Linked DNA regions of Homo sapiens: region 1 is linked to region 2. Evidence: chromatin loops called from intact Hi-C (ENCODE). Cell type or tissue: heart left ventricle. All regions are shown on one strand. Links, peaks and the distances in the headings refer to the core of each region. The heading gives the core; the rest is flanking DNA.

Region 1 (11,204 bases), core at 1,747-9,746, 120 kb after region 2:
ATGGTGAAACCCTGTCTCTACTAAAAATACAAAAATTAGCCAGGCATGGTGGCACGCATCTGTAACCCTAGCTACTTGGGTGGCTGAGGCAGGACAATCGCTTGAACCCGGGAGGTGAAGTTTGCAGTGAGCAAAGATTGTACCACTGCATTCCAACTGCATTCCAGCCTGGGCGACAGAGCTAGACTCTGTCTCCAAAAAAAAAAAAAAAAAAAAAAAGCCATTATGCCATAAAGGCAAGGCAATCTCTAAAATAAATATTCAAAACGATTACACTGCCAATATAAATTAAATGATCAACTCTAATCATAGTCCTCAGTAACTATAGCTACTGATAAAGTAGGTTCTTAGAGTTAAAAGCTTGAAATCAGCGGGTGGGTGTGCTCTTTGTGAAATTCCACCATGGCATACCATGGCCAGGGCCAGAAAGTGCAGAAGGTTATGGTGCAGCCCATCAATCTCATCTTCAGATAAACTTACAAAATAGATCGCAGATTCAGGTGTGGCTCTATGAGCAAGTGAATATGCGGATAGAAGGCTGTATCATTAGTTTTGATGAGTATATGAACCTTGTATTAGATGATACAGAAGAGATTCATTCTAAAACAAAGTCATGAATACGACCGAGTCGGATCATGCTAAAAGGACATAATATTACTCTGCTACGAAGTTTCTCCAACTAGAAATGAACAATGAAGTGAGAAATTGTTGAGATGGATACAGTTTGTTTTTAGATGTTTTTTGTCCAATATGAACATTTATTCGTATTGTTTTGATTACCCTTATGTTATTACAAGATGGCAATAAATGCTATGGGATTGTTTGTATTTAAAAAAAAAAAAAGCTCAAAGTCTAAAGTCAGATTGCCTGGACTCATACTCCAGCTGTGCCACCTATGTGAGCTGGGTGAGTCTTTGTTTCCTCGTCTGAATATAATGAGGATAACAGCAGTGCCTACCCTTGGATTGATGAAAGGAGTCCATTCAACTAATATTTAGTGATAGCTACTTTGTGTCAGGCACTGTGCTAGGCTCTTGGGAGCATCAGTGAGCAAAACAGCCACATTTCCACTTAGGAAGAGCTTAACTTAGGAAGATGTTGGGGGAAATGGAGCAGGCAGCAGACACCACTGATACCTGTTGCACAGCCACTTGGGCCACCACTGAGTTCAGCCACAGCCATAGGGGAAAGCTTTGACTCTTCTCTGGCTGCCAAAGCCTTCTCCAATGCAGCGATGTAGCTGGAACCAGTTTGGCTCTCAGGCAAGCACAACCTGGAAGGGAGGAATTAATGCCCAGAGGCAGCCCCCAACAAGGTGGGCCAGGAGTTGGCGATAGAGGATATGGCCCCCGTCCTTCAGAAGAACAACTCTGGGAGGCATTCTGTATGACCCTTGTCAGAGGTCCTGGCAGGATAAAGCTCCAGAGTAAGGAGAGACGCTAGTAACACCCTCACATTGACTTTGCACTTTTCCTGTCTCACCTTCCCTGCTTTCTGGCAACATTATCCAAATAAACTATCTGTATCCAAACCTGTTTCAGTGTCGGCTTTGGAGGAAATCCAAAGAAGAACAAATTGTAAACAAACAAAAACAAAAAAACAATACAAAAAAGTAGTAAGTGCCATGCAGAGAATGAAAACAGGTGTGAACAAAGTGAGTGATCAGACACCCCCTGACACTGGGGCCATGGAATGCCTCCATTGAGAGCTGAGTGACAGGAGGAATCCAGCCATGCCCCGGCTAGAGGATGAATACTCTGCAGAGGGAACAGCTGGTACAGAGGCTCACGCAGGAGTGCGCGTGGCATGTTAAAGAAGAGAAAGGGCAGCGAACCTGGAATTTAGTGGCTGAGGAAATGAGGTGAAGAGGAAGGCCAGATTGTGAGGGACTTTCCTGTAACCCAGGTATACTGATTTGGGACTTTATTCTAAATGCCATGGATGAGAAGTCATGGGAAGATTTTAAACACAGGAGGAACAGGGATTAATCTTCAGTTTCAAAATGTCACCCTGGCTGCAGCATGAGAGTGAGTTAGAGTAGGCAGTGAGTAGAAACAGGACACCCGTTAAGGAGGCTACTGCAGAACTCCTGGCAAGTGATACCGGTGGCTTGGACTGGTGTTGGAATAACGCGGATGAAGAGAAATAGATGATTTGGGATATGTTTTGTAAAGAATAATGGCGGACTGGGCATGGTGGCTCAAGCCTGTAATCCCAGCACTTTGGGAGGTCAAGGCAGTAAGATCGTTTGAGCTCAGGAGTTCAAGACCAGCCTGGGCAACACAGCAAGATACTGTCTCTTAAAAAAAAAAAAAGACTGGGCTTATTGGCTTACTCCTGTAATCCCAGCTCTTTGGGATCACGAGGTCAGGAGTTCAAGACCAGCCTGACCAATATGGTGAAACCCCGTCTCTATTAAAAATACAAAAAAAAAAAAAAATTAGCCGTGCGTGGTGGTATGTGCCTGTAGTCCCAGCTACTCAGGAGGCTGAGGGAGAAGAATCTCTTGAACCCAGGAGGCGGAGGTTGCAGTGAGCCAAGAGCACGCCACTGCACTCCAGCCTGGGCAAGAGAGCGAGACTCTGTCTCAAAAAAAAAAAGAAAAAGAAAAAATGAATAATGGCAACACACTAGGCCCTACTATATGCACAGAAAGATTGAGTAACTTATCCAAGGTTACCCAGGGCAGAGATTTGAACCAAGACCATCTGGTTCCACAGTCTGTACTCTAACCACGAGGCTCCCCTGCCTCACTGGAACCCATGCCTTGGCTGAGGAATCCGACATGGAGGTAAAGGGAAGAGGAAGCTAGGAGCCAAGCCACAGTCCTGGAGGTCCAGGTGTTAAAAACAATTTATGAGACAAAAAAACATTGTTTTGGACTGAGCCCCTATACTAGGCCCCAGCAGACCAGATCAAACCAGAATGGAGTCCCTCATGCTAGGTGCTATGTAGTCAAACTAAACTTAGAAACAGGAGAGTTTCTTGAAAAACAAGAGATTCACAGCAACCAACCCAAAGGGGCTCATCAACCTGAGCCAGTATGATAAGGAAGTCTTCTTTTTTTTTTTTTTTTTTGAGACAGAGTCTCGCTCTGTTGCCCAAGCTGGAGTGCAGCGGCATGATCTCGGCTCACTGCAAGCTCCACCTCCCGGGTTCATGCCATTCTCCCGCCTCAGACTCCAGAGTAGCTGGCACTACAGGCGCCCACCACCACGCCGGCTAATTTTTTGTATTTTTAGTAGAGATGGGGTTTCACCGTGTTAGCCAGGATGATCTCGATCTCCTGACCTCATGACCCACCCACCTTGGCCTCCCAAAGTGCTGGGATTACAGGTGTGAGCCACTACGCCCGGCCTCTTCTTTAACCCTCTAAGGAAAGTAACTTGGAAATGACCCATCTGCTTTTTGATCCTTGTTTCTACTTTCTTCAGCCTTTTTCTGCCTATAAAGCCCACCACCTCTGCTCAGCTCATTGGAACACCTTTCTATTTTGCAGATGGGATCTGTCCAATTCATGAATTGCTAATAAAAGCCAATTAAATCTTTGAAACTCAATTTGTTGACATTTCATTCTTTGAGACAGGTATTGTTAGGACACCCGTCCGCTGTCCTCCACATCACCACTGTGGTTATGGAGAGACCACCACCCTCTCTTTGCTCCTGGCAAGACCCCCACCCCTGCCTCTTTCCAACACAGACTCATCACCATGACCTGCCTTGAGACCACAGTGAGGCACCTGAGCCTTCTTCATGTCTGTTACTATAGAAGCTCAGGTCTCCCCTTGCTCCTTCAGATTTGAATCCTCATGTCCCGCCTTGCCATTGTCCCCAATTCTGACCCTGTCTCCTGAAACCTGCCACTCTGTTCTGGACCCTGGTCCAAATCTCTCAGGGTCCCCTTGATCTTCTTACTCTCATTCCTGGGCTGCACATTCATATCACCTCAAGGGCTTAAAAACATCCTGAAGTCCAGGCTCCTCACCAGACCAATAAAATAAAATTTCAGATTGTGGCATCCAGGTATTGGCATGTTCTCAAAATTCCCCAGGTGTTTCTAATTTGTGGCTGGGTCAAGAACCACAGATGGAACAGACCCTGGCTCTCCCTGAGAGCTCAGCTGCCTTAAGTGGTGGCTGTGTTCACTTCCTGCCGCCTCCGCACCATGGGCCTAAAGGTGTCGTGGGCTCCTCTCTCCTCTCGGCTCCCCCTTGTCACTGCCATTCTCTTCTCCATCATTGTTCCTGTAAAACCTTCAGGCTTTAAACCTCATGTCTTCAAAGTGCACCTCCTGGCCACCAGGTCACCCCTGATTGCTTGAGGATTTTAGCTCCTGGCTCATGATCACTCTCTCTAACACTGCTCCTGTCTTTTCTTTTCTTTTTTTTTTTGAGACAGAGTCTCCCTCTGTTACCCAGGCTGGAGTGCAGTGGTGCGGTCTCGGCTAACTGCAACCTCCTCCTCCTGGGTTCAAGCAGTTCTCCTGCCTCAGCCTCCCAAGTAGCTGGGATTACAGGCATGCGCCATCATGCCTGGCTAATTTTTGTATTTTTAGTAGAAATGGGGTTTCACCATGTTGGCCGGGCTAGTCTCGAACTCTGATCTGCCCACCTTGGCCTCCCAAAGTGCTGGGATTATAGGCGTGAGCCACTGTGCCCGGCCCACTGCTCCTGTCTTAATTCTCAGTGTTTTCAATATCCAAACAGATAGATGGACCTTCTGAGACTCTGATCCCCTGTCCTCTAATCCCCTGTCTTCCATCTCACCTCAGCTGTTCCTTGTGATGGTCTTGCACCATCCATGGTCTCAGCGTCCAATAACTCCTCGACCACTCACCACTTATCACTTGCCATCTTTCCAGCTCACCCTCACTAGGACCCAGACCCCAGTTATCCTTGAAGCCCTGAATCTTTTCTTTTCTTTCTTTCTTTCTTTTTTTTTTTTTTTTTGTGAGATGGAGTCTTGCTCTGTCGCCCAGGCTGGAGTGCGGTGGCGTGATCTTGGCTCACTGCAAGCTCTGCCTCCCGGGTTCACACCATTCTCCTGCCTCAGCCTCCCAAGTAGCTGGGACTACAGGTGCCCACCACCACGCCCGGCTAATTTTTTTGTATTTTTAGTAGGGACAGGGTTTCACTGTGTTAGCCAGGATGGTCTTCATCTCCTGACCTCGTGATCCGCCTGCCTCAGCCTCCCAAAGTCCTGGGATTACAGGCGTGAGCCACCGTGCCCAGCCCGAAGCCCTGGATCTTATCTCCTCTCTGCTGTCTCACCTCCTCTCTTCTCACCTTTTCCAGATTCCATTCCAAAGTCAATCAGTGGAATCAATCATTTGCATCTACCCTTAACCCTCTTGACTTTCTCATAACTTGCAGCATCCACTTGGTCAACCTTCAACCCAGGTTCAATACAGCTGCCTGTTCTGCACCAGATCCTGTGCACTGACCGTGATGGGACAGAAACACAGCCATACTAATGGCCTTCCAGTAAAGTCACCATCATTAAGCACAAATGGGTTTTCCATTTGGCTGAGCAAGCCTACTATATTTCTCTTGTCTGGTGGGTCTCAAGGATGGTCCCTGAACCAGCAGCATCAGCATCATCTGGGAACTTGTTAGAAATGCAAATTCTCAGACCCCATGTCAGAGCTACTCAATCATAATACTCTGGGGGTGGGCCCAGCACTCTACTTTAACCAAGCCTCTGGTGAGTCTGATGCATGGGCCCCAGTATATACCATTGCTAGAATCTGTTTCCCCTCCCTCTCTCCAAGATGAATATTTCATGCCATCTCTTCTCCCTGCTGACGTCTAATACTTCCTCACCCCTCCTCACATTCAGCTAGCTTCCTTATACACTAAGAACATAGGAAAAATCAGAGGAACTTCCACAAGCTCCCACACCACACCTCTGCCTCCTCTTACTGCACCTGTACCCACACATGCTGCCTGCTTTCTTTTATTGAGGACACACTGGCCATCTGGCCTTAAAACCAGGCCCCACGACTTCCCTGGTCCAAGCTGCCACCAACTCTCCACTGGATAGTGGCAAAAGCTCCCTAACCAGTCGCCTTACATCTGCCCTTGCCCCTCTCCCCAACTTTGCCCAGCCAGAATGACTCCATCAAAATGCAATTCACATTCTTCCTTTGCCCAAAACCCCTCAGTGATTCTTCATCTCACTCAGAGTAAAGGCCTATACCTACAGGGCCCTGTGTGATCTGCCTACACCTTTGTTAACCTGTCTGACCTCATCTTCTCCCACGGTCCCCACCCTGTCCACCTGCTCCCACCACACTGGCCTCTTGCTTGTCCTCAGACATTCTGGGCATGCTCCCACCTCAGGGCCTCCACACTTGCCGTTCTTCCCAGCCCCACATATCTGTACAGCCAGCTCTCCAATATCCTTCAAGTTTTTACTCCATGTCATCTTAGCAGGGGGGCTTTTCCCAGCCACCTATTATAGTTTCAACTACTGACCCTTCCATATGTCTTCTCTGCTTTTTTTTTTCTCCTAGTCCTTAGCACTATCTAATAGACTACATATTTGGCTTTTAAAATCTTGTTTACTCTCTGTCTCCTGGGTGGAGCATAAAGTCCATGATGGCAGAAATATCTTACACTTTTCTTCTCCATCGCAGTGCCCAGCTGAGTGCCAGGCATAGAAGTGGATCAGTGAATTAAGACCATCAACCTCATCAACGATTCTCTTCCTCCGCTGGGCATGGTGGCTCACATCTGTAATCCCAGCACTTTGGGATGCCAAAACAGCAGGATTGCTTGAGCTCAGGAGTTTGAGACTGGCCTGGCCAACATATGACTACCCAGTCTCTACAAATTTTTTTTTTTTTTTTGAGATGGAGTCTCGCTCTGTCGCCCAGGCTGGAGTGCAGTGGCACGCTCTCGGCTCATTGCAAGCTCCGCCTCCCAGGTTCACGCCATTCTCCTGCCTCCGCCTCCCGAGTAGCTAGGACTACAGGCACCCGCCACCACGCCCGGCTAATTTTTTTGTATATTTTAGTAGAGATGGGGTTTCACCGTGTTAGCCTGGATGGTCTTGATCTCCTGACCTCGTTATCTGCCCACTTCAGCCTCCCAAAGTGCTGGGATTACAGGCATGAGCCACCGTGCCCAGCCCAAAAATTTTTTTAAAAAGTAGCCAGGCATGGCAGTGTGCACCTGTAGTCCCAGCTACTCAGAAGGCTGAGGTAGAAGGATTGTTTGAGCCTAGGAGGTCAAGGCTGCAGTCACCCATGATCACACCACTGCACTCCAGCCTGGGTAACAGAGTGAGACCCTGTCTCCAAAAAAAAAAAAAAATCCCTTTCTATTTTCCCTCTAGCTAAGAGAACAAGCTTCCACTATAATCCCCTTAGGTGGAGTTGTTTTCTGTCCCTCTCCCCTTGTACCAAGAGGACCAAGCGGAAGGTGGTGACCCCTGCTCCCCATCACCACACCCAAGCCACTCTCCTTCCCTTCTCTACGCCCCCTTGCTTAGCAATTCACATCATCAGACTAGTCCATCTTGCCCCTGTATCCTGTGGACCCCCAGGGTTTTCCCCTCACTCCTAGAAGAGCTGAGTTGGTGCCTTGCTGTTGCAATTCCAACATTGCTTCATCAGAATTCTTGGTGATTTTGCTGTCTTGGTAGATGATTCATCCAAGACCCAGGTTTTTCAGTTCCTTAAAGTCCTATCCAACAATCGTATTCTCCACCCTAACTCAGCCACTTACTCTGTGGCCAAAACTCAGACTCTGTTGTTACTGATAATTGCAAACCATCCATTTCAGGAATCGCATGCTGTGACCAACAACACTGTCTTGCCAGCTCACCCCTCAGGCACCCCAACTTCAGCAACCACCCTACTCCATTGGGTCCTCCATCCATTGATCCCTCCACCTTTTCACTGCCTCGCCCACCGCTGTCATGCCCGTGCTACACACAGTGCAGATTCCATGGCTCACCATTAAATCCTTTGGTTGTACACAATCTCCACTAGGCTGCCTACTCTCGATTCATGATTTTTACCCAGCAAAAACCCAGCCCTTATCAAAGGCAACATTCCACCTACTCAGCACCTGCGCAACCAGAGGGCACAATAAAATGATACAAATCCATGCCGATGGCCTCACTTTAAATCAATCACAATAGCTATTCTCATAGTGCTCTCCATGGGCAAGGTACCATTATAGGTGCCTGACATACAGTAAGTCATTTAATCCTCACGACAACCTTATGAGATACTACTATTATCATCCTCATTTCAAGATGAGAAAACTGAAGCACAGAAAGGTTAAGAGACTTGTCCAAGATCACACAGCTGGGTGGAGGAATTAGAACAGAACCGGCAATTCAGCCCCAGAATTGATACTCAGGACCACTACACTGGCCTCTCGGGATCCATGAACTTCACACACCGCTGTTGTCGAGCATTTCTCCCACAATTCCTTTGGCCAGCCTTCTCACATGAGACCTGGCATCAGATCCACCTGGAGGGTTTGTTAAGAACAGATGGCTGGACCCCATTCTCTGGGCTTCCAAATCCATGACAAGAAAATGTGGGCTGATGATGAGCCTTTCCAACAACTGCCCAGGCGGTGCTGCTGTACAGTTCAGTGACATTAATTACATTCACACTGTTGTGCAACCATCACGACTGTGTCCTAATGTTTTATATATAGATTATACATTTTGGCCGGGCACAGTGGCTCATGCCTCTAATCCCAGTACTTTGGGAGGCCAAGGTGGGCAGATCACTTGAGGTCAGAAGTTTGAGACCAGCCTGGCCAACATGGTGAAATCCCATCTCTACTAAAAATACAGCAATTAGTCAGGTGTGGTGGCATGCGCCTGTAATCCCAGCTACTGGGGAGGCTGAGGCAGGAGAATCACTTGAACCTGGCAGGCAGAGGTTGCAGTGAGCAGAGATCATGCCACTGTACTCCAGCCTGGGCAAGAGAGCGAGACTCCATCTAAAAGAAAAATTACATTTTAATATATCTGTTTATATATAATGTAGACTATATAGTTTATGATCTATTTATATATCTATATTTTTATGTACCTGGATATATAGAATTTATATATTTTTATATACAGAAAATCCCAAAGAATCCACAAGAAAGTTGCTAGAGTACAGCTTCCTATTGTCTCTTGCCTGGGCATGTTTTGCCTCCATTCCTCCACCCAAAATGCTCTTTCAAGGTCTCTGATCTCCATCTTGCTAAAGCCAATGGTCAACACTTAGTCTGCATCATCTGATATGGTTGATCATTCCTTCGTCTTTCTTTCTTTCTCTTTTTTTTGAGATGGGGTCTCTGTTGCCCAAGCTGGAGTGCAGTGGCGTGATCATAGCTCGCTGCAGCCTTTGAACTCCTGGGCTCAAGAGATCCTCCTGCCTCAGCCTCTCAGATAGCTGGGACTATAGACAAATGCCATCATGTCTAATTTTTTTTTTTGAAATTTTTTTTTTTTTTTGTAGAAACAATGTTTTGCTTTGTTGTCCAAGCCATTCTCAAATTCCTGGCTTCAAGTGATCCTCCCGCTTCAGCTTCCCAAAGTGCTAGAATTACAGGCATGAGACACTACACCCAGACCCCTTGCTCTTTTTAACAGTATCTTTGGTTTCCAGCATCACAGTCTCTTGATTCTCTTCTAGCTCTGTAGCAACCACTTACTTTTCAGTCCTCCTCATCGTCCACAATCCAAATACCAGAGTGTCCCAGGACTCAGTCTTCAGACTCTCCCCTTCTTTATTTGAATTCTTCCCCCTTGTGATCTCTCTAGAACCATGGCTTAAAAGCCATCTATAGACTGAGGACTTCTAAATTTATATCGTCAGTCCAGAACTCTTCTCTGAACTCCAGACTCATACATTCAACTACCCATTTGCCATCTCAACTTAGTTGTTGATGACAGTCCTCAAAAGAATATGTCTACATCAAATGTCTGGAACCTGTGAATGTGGCCTTATTTGGAAAAAGGGTCTTTGCAGATGTAATTAAGGGTCTTGAGGTGAGAAGATCTCTAAGAGGGTCCCTAAGTCAAATAGAAGTGTTCTTATAAGACACAAAGAGAGGAGAACCACTCAGAAGAGGAGAAGGCTGTGTGACCAAGGAGGCAGAGACTGCAGCAATGCAGCTGCAAGTCAAGGAATGCTGATGGCCACCAGAAGCTGGAAGAGGCAAGGAACAGAATCCAACCAAGATCCTTCAGAGTAAGCGCGGCCCTGCTGCTGACATGTAGATGTCAGACTCTGGGTTCCAGAACTGTGGGAGAATCCATTTCTGTTGTTTTAAGCCACAGTTTGTGGTAATCTGTTATGGCAGCTCTAGGAAACTTACACAGATGTTTTATAGACATCTCTGACACAATGTTTCTCAAAACAAACTCTATTTACTCACCTCCTGCTCCCATCCACAGAGCCTGCTCCTCCCACTCCTCCCAGGAGCAGTGTTTCCCATCCTGGTGAAGGGCAATTCCAGCCTTAAAGTTGCTCAGGCAAAAACCTTTATGTCAGTGTTGACCCTTCACTTTCCGTCACAGGCCACATCCAAATACTCAGTGAAACCTGTTGGCTCTATCTCCAAAGACGGCCAAAATTACATCGTTTCTTACCTCTTTCCTGCAACCACTTGGGGCCAAGCTCCCATCATCCCTTGCTGGGATTTTTTTTTTCCTCCCTCCCTCCCTTCCTTCCTTCTTTCTTTTTCTTTCTTTTTTTTTTTTTTTTTTTTGACAGGGTCTAGCTCTGTTGCCCAGCTTGGAGAGCAGTGGCACGATCATGGACTACTGCAGCCTCTGCCTCCTGGGCTCAAGCAATCCTCCCACCTCAGCCTTCTGAGTAGCTGGGGCTACAGGCACGTACCACCATGCCCGGCAAATTTTTGATTTTTTTTTTTTTTAGGGTGTAGAGACAGGTTTTCACCATGTTGCCCAGGCTGGTCTTGAACTCCTGGGCTGAAAAGATCCTTCTGTCTCGCCTCGCCTCCCAAAGTGCTGGGATTACAGGTGTAAGCCACCGAACTTGGCTGCTGGGATTATTAAACTAATCTCCTGTCTCCCTCTTTTGTCATTGCCCCTCACAGTCTATTCTCAAATAGTAGCTGGAGGAATGCTGTTATAATTGAAACCAGACTTCATCGCGCATCTGCTCAAAGCCCTCCAATTATTTCACGTCTCACTCAGCATAAAAGCCAAGTGGTTAC
Region 2 (11,204 bases), core at 1,332-9,331:
ACGGGCAGTATGCATTTCTACACAGAGCCACACATACTGGTTACATCGATGGCAACATTATTTTTTCCTACCCACGTCTAAACAGCCACAAAGTGCATACCCACAGCTCTGAGGGCTGCTTGGCTATGAGCACCCAGGACTGAAGAAAGTTCAGGAAATAGTTAGGAGAGGGACTTACAGACCAGAACACCACTGAGGAGTGAGGAGGTCAAGTCCAGGGTGGCTTGGACATGCACGGCAGCACCTGGGTCATGGATGCTAGACACAGCACCAAGGCAAGCTGTGATTAGAGTGTTTCCACCTTCAAAGGCGAAAAAAACCTTACTCTCACCTACCCCAGGACCTTCGTCCATACAGAAGAAAAACCTACTTTGCCCTTCAAACAGCTCTTTTTGTTTTCCTCATAGGCAAATAATTGAGTTAGACGTTGCATGAAAGTCAATTTTTTTCCCATTTATGCCACTGGGCATTCTAGGTAGAAGGAAAAGTGCAAAGGCAAAGAAATGCAAAATAGCACAGTGAGTTTAGGGGATTCCAGTGGAAATGAGTTTGCAGCAGAAACTGAGGATATGACAGAAGATGAGGTAGGGAAATGGGCAAGGGCCACGAACCTAGATTTACCTCTAAACTCCCATGGCCCAATCCATTCATCCGACTCCCAGGGTCACATGACTTTGCTCCCAGGCCTGCATCTTCCATCCATCAGCTTTTTCATGCCAAACACCCAAATTAAATGGATAACCAAGACATTTTAGGAGACAAGGTAGCAATAGTCAGATTTTCTTTCTGGCTTTTGTATGGGGTTATTTAGGTTTTCTGCTCTAAATTACCCTTCTTTTGTTTCTTTTTTATAACAGAGAGGAGTTACCAAGGACATTCTTGCTAAATTAGTTTGTATTTATTATTCAACAGTGTAAATCATCTTTCAAAAATGTCATGTTTCCAAGTTTAATAAAAAGTATTTCCAAAACAGTACATATGGTATGTTCCCATTTTGGATAAAATGTTTGTATGTATATTTATATGTGTATATAATAAGGTCTGGAAGTAAATACACACCAACTGTTAAGCAATAGTTACATATGAGAGACGGGACTGTAGGTCATCTTTACCTCCTTTTTTTTTTTTTTTTTGAGATGAAGTCTCGCTTTTGTCCCCCAGGCTGGAGTGCGATGGCATGATCTCGGCTCACTGCAACCTCCGCCTCCCGGGTTCAAGCGCTTCTCCTGCCTCAGCCTCCCCAGTAGCTGGGATTACAGGTGCCTGCCACCACGCCCAGCTAATTTTTGTATTTTTAGTAGAGACGGAGTTTCACCATGTTGGCCAGGCTGGTCTCAAAATCCTGACCTCAGGTGATCTGCCCGCCTTGGCCTCTCAAAGTGCTGGGATTACAGGAGTGAGCTACCGTGCCTGGCCATCTTTATCTTCTTTAGACTTTTCTGCATTTTTTCTCAATTTTATGTAAAAAATTTCTGAATTTTATGCATTTTTCTGAATTTTATGTTACTTTTATCATCAGAAGAAAATGATTTTAAATTATTTTTAAAGTTTAAGGCTGGGCTCAATGGCTCATGCCTGTAATCTGAGCACTTTGAAAGGATGAGGCAAGAGGACTGCTTGAAGCCAGGAGTTTAAGGCCATCATGGGCAATATAACTAGATCGTTTGTCTAAAAAAAAAAATTAGTCAGGTGAGGTGGTGCATGCCTTTCATCCTAGCTACTTGGGAGGCTGAGGTGGGAGGATCGCTTGAGCCCAGGAGTTTGAGGCTGTTGTGAGCTAAAATCATGCCACTGCATTCCAGCCTGGGTGACAGAACAAGATGCTGTCTCTTAAAAAAAAAGAAAAAAGTTGAATCTACATTGCAATAGTTTGAATGTTTGTCCCCTTCAATCTCATGTTGAAGCTTACTACCCCATGTAACTATAGCAAGAGGTGATAGGATCATGAAGACTCTGCCCTCATTAATGAATTAATCCACTAATAAATTAAAGGATTAATGGGTTATCATAAGAGTGGATTAGTTATCATGAGAGTGGGAGCCAGGCACTGTGGCTTATGCCTATAATCTCAGAACTTTGGGAGGCCAAAGCAGGAGCATTGCTTGAGGCCAGGCATGCAAGACAAACCTGGCCAACATAGGGAGACCCCATTTCTTTTTTTCTTTCTTTCTTTTCTTTTTTTTTTTTTGTAGGGAGTCTCACTCTGTTGCCCAGGCTGGAGTGCAGTGGTGTGATCTCGGCTCACTGCAACCTCTGCCTCCCGGATTCAAGCAATTCTCCTGCCTCAGCCTCCCAAGTTGGTGGGATTTCAGGTGCCTGCCACTACACCCAACTAATTTTTTGTATTTTTGGTAGGGACGGGGTTTCACCATGTTGGCCAGGCTGGTCTCAAACTCCTGACCTTGTGATTTGCCTGCCTCGGCCTCCCAGAGTACTGCGATTACAGGCGTGAGCCACTGCACCCAGCAGGGAGACCCCATTTCTAAAAAAAAAAGAATTAGTCAAGTGTGGTGGCTCACACCTGTTGTCCCAGCTACTCCAGAGGCTGAGGCTGCAGTGAGCCATCTTTGCATCACTGCACTCTGATCTGGGCAACAGAGCAAGACCCTTTCTCAGAAATAAATAAAGGTCTGGTGTGGTGGCTCATGCCTATAATCCCAGAACCTTGGGAGGCCAAGGCAGGCAAATCACTTGAGCCCAGGAGTTTGAGACCAGCCTGGGCAACATGGTGAAATCTCTCTCCACAAAAAAATAAAAAAACAAAAATTAGTCGGGTGTGGTGGCCCACACCTGTATTCCTAGCTACTTGGGGGACTGAGGCAGGAGGATTATTTGAGCCTGGGAGGTTGAGGGTTCAGTGAACAGTGATTGCCCCATGCACTCCAGCCTGGGTGACAAAGTGAGACCCTGTCTCAAAAAATTAAAATAAATAAATAAAGCCAGTTTGGCTCTCAGTGAGCTCCCCTTGCCATGTGATGCTCTGTACCGTCTTGGTATTCTACAGAGAGTCCCCACCAGCAAGAAGCCTCTCACCAGTTGTGCCCCCTAGACCTTGGACTTCCCAGTCTCCAAAACTGCAATAAATCATCGTCTTTTTTGTCTTTTTTTCCTTTTCTTTTATTTTTAGAGACGGGGGTCTCACTATGTTGCCTAGGCTGGTCTTAAACTCCTGGCCGGAAGTGATTCCCCAGCCTTGGCCTCTCAAAGTGCTGGGAGTACAGGCATGAGCCACTGCGTCCAGCCCTTTTCTATGTCTATATATACAGTCTCAGGTATTCAGCTGTAGCAACAGAAAGCAACCTAAGACATACATTTTAATCAAAAGTATAATAAGAAAATTTCAGGAAGAAGTGGGAAAAGGAGACATACAATCAACCTGTGCACAGTAGAATCCTCCTGGTGTCTTCAGGAGACCCGACGTGATCTGACCAGGGGAGTCTTGCAGCTCCATTCTCTGTACCAAGGCAAGTCAAACAGGTAAAGCAGATCACAGAAAGGGCTCTGACCTCAAGAAACATGTGATCTAGGTGGAAGCATGAGTCACATATGCATGAAAAACACAGCAGGCAATGAATGACAGGTAAGCTGGAAAGAGAATTCACCTGGTTACCAGGAGATATGGGCTCTGTTCCTAGTTCTGGCACCCAGTGATGACCTTGGGAGCCCAGTGGCTTCACCTCTGTGAACTTTAATCTCCTTATCTGTCAAAGGGTTTTAATGACAATAATTGAGAAGCTGTGATCATCAGATGAGATAACCTATCAGTGACTGCTCTCTGAACTGTGGTACAAGTTACCTTTCAACCTGGAACAGCACCTCAAACATGAAGGAATCTATCCCTATGGTGGAAATTCAGGCCCAAGCAGTGGGCAAGTGGGGTAGATCATGTGGGGACAAGGCCACCTTTGGTTGGCCCTTAAAAATACCAGAACACAGGGGCAGCCTGCACAGCTCTAACACTGCAGAACAGAAGTCAAGGTGGGCATTCTTGCCTCAGCTCGAAGACCTGCACAGCCTGCTCACCTTTGTAGAGCAGTGCACCCCAGGGAGAAAACACAGGAGCAGCCACGTCTCAGCCTTCTCAGAATGTCCAATCCTTTTCATAATTTAACCGCTTGCTCTGCATAATTACTTTTCTCCTGCTTATGAGCTTAGAGCAATAGTAGTTCCCAATAACTAGAGATTTAATAAGGCTAAATTACAACGAGTGTCCTGCAGAATTACACACCGCATTAACACCAAATGAGTTCATTAGAAATTCATTAGGAATGATTTCTGCGGCTGCCACAGGAATTAATCACGGTTTGCCAGTGGCAGGAGAGGGGGCAATGAATGATTGCATGGGAGCGGGACGACCTTTTGCCATCTGACTTTCTTCTGAAGCAATATCTTTCAAGGGTCATGGGCTGCTTTGGTAGGGAGATTGCTTGGACGTTGTTAGACATGCCTCTCAATCTTCTTCCTTCTTCCCAGCCACTGCCCTAGATCAAACCTGTAGATGTTGGAGTCGGACCCTTTTTCTGTCCTGGGGAGCTGAGAAGTCATCATGGGCACTTATGTTCTTGCCTGCCCAGTATCCTTTCCCCCTTCTTCTGTCAGTGTACTTCTGTGTTTCTTGGAGAGCTGCTCCTTGAAGATACTGCTGCATGTGGGTCTCTGTGGGACTGTCAGTTAAGAGCCTCCACTGGCCTCACCCACCCCCAGAGGGAATACATGTCCTCGGCTGAGCCCATTGGGCTTTCTCTCCTGGTATTTTTTAGTAGCTGATATTTATGAAGTGCTTGCTAGGTGCTGGCCCCCTTTCTAAGGATCTTCATGTACTGAGCATCCAACCCTCCCATTGCCAGTTAAGGAAGTGGGCTTTATTTTTAGCTCTATTCTGTCAACGAGGACACCCCAGTACAGAGGTTAAGTGACTTGTCCAAGTGACAGAGCCTGTAACTGTCCAAGCTGGGACTTTGAGTCATGAGTGCAGTACTATAAGGATGAAGGATTGTTGAAGGTAATCAATGGGTTGGCAGTGCCCCAGGGACTGTCCCTTCCTTCTTGCTTCCTGGTGCTATGTGCTATCTGGAGGCCTGGTGGTGGAGCTTTTTCATCCTTTCTATGAGTTACTCCATACGTTTCCAAAAATTTTATTTTTTGGTTTGTCACCAAGAGTCCGTGTCTGCTACTTAGATCTGTAAGAGCTTTGGCTGATGCCTGAGCCGACCAACAAGTATGTAAAGGCCCAGGTATAGACACTGCACAGTTATAGGCCCTGCCCTGCACAGGCCAAACAGAAACATAAGGCAGGCTTCCTGCCTTCCAGCTGCTTATATCTCAGATAGAAAAACAACAACAACAATTTCATCCTGTGCCTTCCTATGCAAGTTCTTTTTTTTTTTTTTTTTTTTTGAGATGCAGTCTCCCTCTTATCGCCCAGGCTGTAGTGCAATGGTGTGATCTCAGCTCACTGTAACCTCCGCCTCCTGGGTTCAAGCTATTCTCCTGCCTCAGCTTCCTGAGTAGCTGGGATTACAGGCGCCTGCCACCACACAACTGGCTAATTTCTTTTTCTTTTTTGAGATGGAGTCTCTCTCTGTTGCCCAGGCTGGAGTGCAGTGTCACAATCTCGGCTCACTGCAACCTCTGGCTCCTGGGTTCAAGCGATTCTCCTGCCTCAGCCTCCCAAGTAGCTGGGACTACAGGCACCCGCCACCATGCCCAGCTAATTTTTTGTATTTTTACTAGAGACAGGGTTTTACCATGTTAGCCAGGTTGGTCTCCATCTCCTGACCTCATGACCTGCCCATCTCAGCCTCCCAAAGTGCTGGGATTTCAGGCATGAGCTTCTGCGTCTGGCCCTACAACTGGCTAATTTTTATTTTTATTTTTTGGAGACGGAGTCTCACTCTGTCAACCAGGTTAGACTGCAGTGGCACGATCTCCGCTCACTGCAAGCTCCGCCTCCCAGGTTCACGCCATTCTCCTGCCTCAGCCTCCTGAGTAGATGGGACTACAGGCACCCACCACCACGCCTGGCTAATTTTTTTGTATTTTTAGTAGAGACAGGGTTTCACCGTGTTAGCCAGGCTGGTCTCGATCTCCTGACCTTGTGAGCCGCCTGCCTCAGCCTCCCAAAGTGTTGGGATTACAGGTGTGAGCCACCGTGCCCGGCCACAACTGGCTAATTTTAAAAATATTTTTGGTAGAGACAGGGTTTCAGCATGTTGGCCAGGCTGGTTTTGAACTGCTGACCTCAAGTGATCTGCCCGCCTCGGCCTCCCAAAGTGCTAGGATTACAGGTGTGAGCCACTACGTCCAGCCCTCCTATGCAAGTTCTAAGTGGAAAAGAGCCAGGATGGGATGGATTGGGAGGAGGAAAGATTTCATAGAAGGCACATGAGCTGGGTAGAATCTTTGGGGAGAGGTAACTGTCACGGACACTCTTTGGGCACCTATCCAGCCCACAGTCCCTTCTTCAAGAACTGTCCACCCAGAGCAGTTGGCCCTCACGGTCGAGATGGTTGGTACCACATGACGCTTTTGGTGGGATCAAGCATCTGTACCCTTTTCTATGTTTAGAGAACTTTCCACTACATGGGGCCCAACGAAAGGTGGGCCCACCTTCTAGTACAAAGCTGAAAAGGCCAGTACTCATGTCCCGTTTGTCCCATCGCCCGATGGCAATGAGGGTGCATGGACATGAGGTGGGCTCAGCCTCTGCAGCTCATGATACAAATAAGCAGGGACAAGAGAATCCATTCTGGTGGTGGTGGCCATATTCTATGCCCAGGGAAATGGTGGCTGCAGGGTCCGCATGCAGTGCTACCCTTGATAGGGGTGCAAATTGCCCAGTCCAGCCTTTGGCAGCAGAATCCTTACAAAATCATTTCTGTGATGTGATTGTGGCTGTGGTTCTAGCTGTTTGTCCTGTCCTGTCTCTGTCTGTTTTCCAAGCCTGAAAAGTCTGTGATCCAGTCGATATCCTTTTGATAAATTTCTTTTTTGCTCAAATCAGTTTCCATTGCTTGCAATTAAGAGCGCTGCTATGAGGAGCTCTGCCTCCCTGCACAGAGCTGATTGGACCAGAGATGCCCACTTGACTCAGGATAGGCCAATCAGATTATTTCTCTTCTGACTCAGGTTCTGAGAGCTGTGTTGTCTGCGTGCACATGGGTGAGCCGGAAAGGAGACCTGCAGAGAATGAAACAGACACATAAAGGAAAGGTATGGGGTAGAAGAAGGGAGGGAAGGGTTCCTGACGTTTTTCAGATTCTGGTTCTAGTTCCTCATGAACCTAGACTTTGTGTCCTATCCCTGGGCTCCTTGAGATCCTTCTGCATTGTTAGAATATTAGGTTGCACCATCTGAAATTGTTGTTTTTATAGGTCAAAAAGGTCAAATATCAGCAGTTATACATGCTGATGGTTCAACTTTATAAATCACCTTTTTTATTTTTTAACCTAAGCTAGCTCAAGTAGGTTTTGCCTGCCTTTCTCTTTCTTTCTTTCTTTCTTTCTTTCTTTCTTTCTTTCTTTCTTTCTTTCTTTCTTTCTTTCTTTCTTTCCTTCTTCTCTCTTATAATTTTTATTACAGGGTCTCATTCTGTCACCCAGGCTGAAGTGCAGTGATGTAATCATAACTCATAGCAGCCTTGAACTCCTAGGCTCAAGTGATCCTCCAGCCTCAGCCTCCCTATTAGCTGGGATTACAGGCACGTGCCACCATGCCTGGTTAATTTTTTAAATTTTTTGTAGAGACACAGTCTTGCTATGTTGCTCAGGCTGGTCTTGCACTCTTGGCCTCAAGCAGTCCTCTCACCTCAGCCTCCCAAAGTGCTGGGATTACAGATGTATGTCACCACACCTGGCCTCAAGTGGATTTCGTTTTCTTTTTAATTTTGTAGAGACGGGGTCTCCCTGTGTTGCCCATGCTGGTCTCGAACTTCTGGACTCAAGTGATCCTCCTGTCTCAGCCACCCAATGTGGCTGGCATGAGCCACCATGCCTGGCCTCAAGTGGATTTCTTGACTTGTGACTCAAAGGACCTTGTCTACAACAGTCAGAAATTTCATCAACTGGCCAGGTGCAGTGTCTTATGTCTGTAATCCCAACTCTTTGGGAGGCTGAGGCAGGAGGATCACTTGAGCCCAGGAGTTCACGACCAGCATGGGCAACATAGGGAGACCCTGTCTCTATAAAAAGAAAGAAAGAAAGAAAGAAATCCCATCAACTCAACTCAAAAGTGGGTTGTGGAACAGGCAGAGACACAAAACAGAAGCAGAAAATAAAGGTTTTCCCTGTCTGGCAGATACTGTTCCTAGTGAGGTGGCTGCCCTGCAGAACTTCCCAGCTTGTCCCTGGTCACCATCTCAGAGGTCACTATCCTCCACTAGTTTATGACCCATGGCCATCCAGTGGAACTTCAGCTGTATTCCAGTTGCCTCAAATAACACTGTTCATGTTAACACATAGTTTTGAATAATGCTATTGTTTTTGTTTTCCCCATGTTGTGGTGTTTCCTATTGATGTATACAATTTTATTTTCCTAACCTCACTGTCCAACAAAAGGAGAATGGCTGAGTAAGTTGTGATATGTCTGTACAATGGATTACAATATGGCCATTAAAAGTGATGGTGGGCTAGGCGCAGTGGCTCACACCTGTAATCCCGGCACTTTGGGAGGACAAGGTGGGCGGATCACCTGAGGTCAGGAGTTCGAGACCAGCCTGACCAACATGGTGAAACCCCGTCTTTACTAAAAATACAAAATTAGCCGGGTGTGTTGGCAGGTGCCTGTAATCCCAGCTACTAGGGAGGCTGAGGCAGGAGAATCACTTGAACCCTTGAGGCAGAGGTTGCAGTGAGCCGAGATCATGCCACTGCACTCCAGCCTGGGTAAAAAGAGTGAAACTCTGTCTCAGAGAAAAAAAAAAAAAAGGTGACGGTGGCCAGGCATGGTGGCTCACACTTGTAATCCCAAAACTTTGGGAGACTGAGGCAGAAGGATTGCCTGAGCCCAGGAGGTTGAGGTGGCAATGAGCCATGATTTTGCCACTGTACTCCAGTTTGGGTGACAGAGCAAGACCTTGTCAAAAAAAAAAAAAGAAAAAAAGAAGTAAAGGCATGAGGAATTAGAACTGGGGAAGTGGAGGTGGTGGGAATTTTGTAAGAGACTTGATAAGAAGGTAAAGGTTATTTCAAACCAGCTGCTGTTGTGAGGAATGGGGTGGGATTCATCCAACAAGGAGAGGAAAGAACCAGTGAGTATCCCAAAGCCCTGCTGAGGGAGGGTCATGAACTTGAGGTGGTGTTACCCTCCTCCCCAGTTGCGCCACTTCTTCTGGCTGCAGGTGTAAGTCCTGCAGATGGGAGGTAGAAGGACAAATGCTTTCTTGTGTGTAAGGATGGGGCCTGGGAAGCCAATGTGGCGGAAGGACATTGAGGGTCCTGGCAGAGTAGGGATACATCCATGGGCTGGATAGGAAAGCAGATGAGGCTGAGTAGGGGATGAACTGGGGAAAATTGATGAGCTGCGAAGCTGGAAGCTTCATTCAATGGGGTGAGACAATTTTGTCTTCTGCTGTGTATCTCCATCCCCTAACACATAGCCTTGTGCTAGTAAGTACTTATTGAGTGAATGAAATGATGAATATATGACTTACAGTTCTCATTGTAATTTTTTTTTTTTTTTGAGACCAAGTCTCACTCTGTCACCCAGGCTGGAGTGCAGTGACACAATCTCAGCTCACTGCAACCTTTGCCTCCTGGGCTCAAGTAATTCTCCTGCCTCAGCCTCCTGAGTAGCTGGGATTACAGGCACGTGCCACCATGCCTGGCTAATTTTTGTATTTTTAGTAGAGATGGGGTTTCACCATGTTGGCCAGGTTGGTCTCGAACTCCTGACCTCGGATGATCCACCCACCTCAGCCTCCCAAAATGCTGGGATTACAGGCATGAGCCACCGTGCCTGCCTGGCCCTCATTGTAACTTAACAGACTGGCATTCCACTGCTGGATCAGACAGCCAGCAGGATGCATGGTGGTAGCAAGCACCACTTAGTTCAGAAAAAACTGAATTCCTATCCAAACTTAATCAATGACTGGTTGTGTAACCTTGGACAAGTCACCTAACCTTTCTGAACTTAGACTTTCTTTTCTGTAAGTAGGGATTATTACAGCCCTCTCAGAAGTTTGTTGCATGGATTAACAGAGATGCCATGTGTTGAGTGCTTAGCATGGTTGTCTGGTGCTTTGGGGTCATTCACTAAGTACCAAAGGAGCAATCAGTCTCCAAGACCCTGATTGGTTCTGAAGGCTACATGTAATCAAATTGTTCCTTTTAGTTAGTGGACAAGAGTGCAGGACCTGTAGCCAGACATCCTCCTCCGCTTACCACCTGGACATGTTATTTCTGAGCCTCTGTTTCCTCATCTACATGATGGGGGTAATATCAGGACTGACATACAAGACTGGTTGGGAGGATAGGATGATAATTTATGTAAAGCATTTAGCACAGGACTTGGCGCATTGCAGGTCCATGTTAGATCTTGGCTCTCAGTATTTTCCATCAACTGAGATGCTCCATGGGGGCAGCAAGTTTTGTTGAGGGCAGAACAGGACTTTTGGATGTCAGTTAGAAATGGCATAAGGCATAGAGTGGAGCTGTTAGGCAGGCAGTTGGATATACTAAGTTCAGAGTAGAGATCTGAGATGGAGGAAAAAAATTAGAGTCATCAGCAAAAGATGATATTTAAAGCTATTGGCTGGATGAAATCACCAAGGGAATGAGGGCTCAGAGAAAAGACAAGAAGAAGGGCTGAATGCTAGTACATCTGACACTTGGAGATGAGGGAAATGATTAACACTGCAAAGCTGGGAATTGGACAGAGCATCGTGGAAGCTGCACGGCCAGCCTGCCCCAACAGTTACTTAACACACTCACTTAACACACTCTTATATACTCTGTGCCAGGTGCTGCGAAAAGTACTTTACAAAAATGAACTCATTTATTTATTTTATTTTATCTTATTTATTTATTTATTTTATTATTATTATTATTTTTGGACAGAATCTCTCTCTGTTGCCCAAGCTGCAGTGCAGCGGCATGATCATGGCTCACTGTAGCCTTCCACTCCTACGCTCAAGTGATCTTCCCACCTCAGTCTCCTGACTAGCTGGGACTACAGACACATGCCACCATGCCCAGTTGATTTACTTT

The links. A loop is a pair of places that touch in the nucleus more often than their neighbours do. Peaks named below come from ENCODE experiments on the same cell type or tissue, not always from the same donor. Only the 100,000 strongest peaks of a DNase experiment are listed, where the experiment ranks them.
Region 1: it touches region 2 in a loop (2.0-fold over the local background); 8 of 110 quality-filtered maps call a loop at or near these places.

The regions. Positions count from the first base shown.
Region 1 is chr5:160,326,291-160,337,494 of GRCh38, forward strand. It overlaps a transcript of CCNJL not described here and the pseudogene SNRPEP1. Among named protein-coding and RNA genes, the nearest start is that of CCNJL, 19 kb to the left of the region's middle. In heart left ventricle, for the core only: no CTCF peak of the experiment used is centred there; no DNase peak of the experiment used is centred there.
Region 2 is chr5:160,206,608-160,217,811 of GRCh38, forward strand. It overlaps FABP6-AS1 (FABP6 antisense RNA 1), which reads right to left and starts at 3,463. Exons shown (of 4, transcript XR_941148.3): 1 at 3,370-3,463. It also overlaps a transcript of FABP6 not described here. In heart left ventricle, for the core only: no CTCF peak of the experiment used is centred there; no DNase peak of the experiment used is centred there.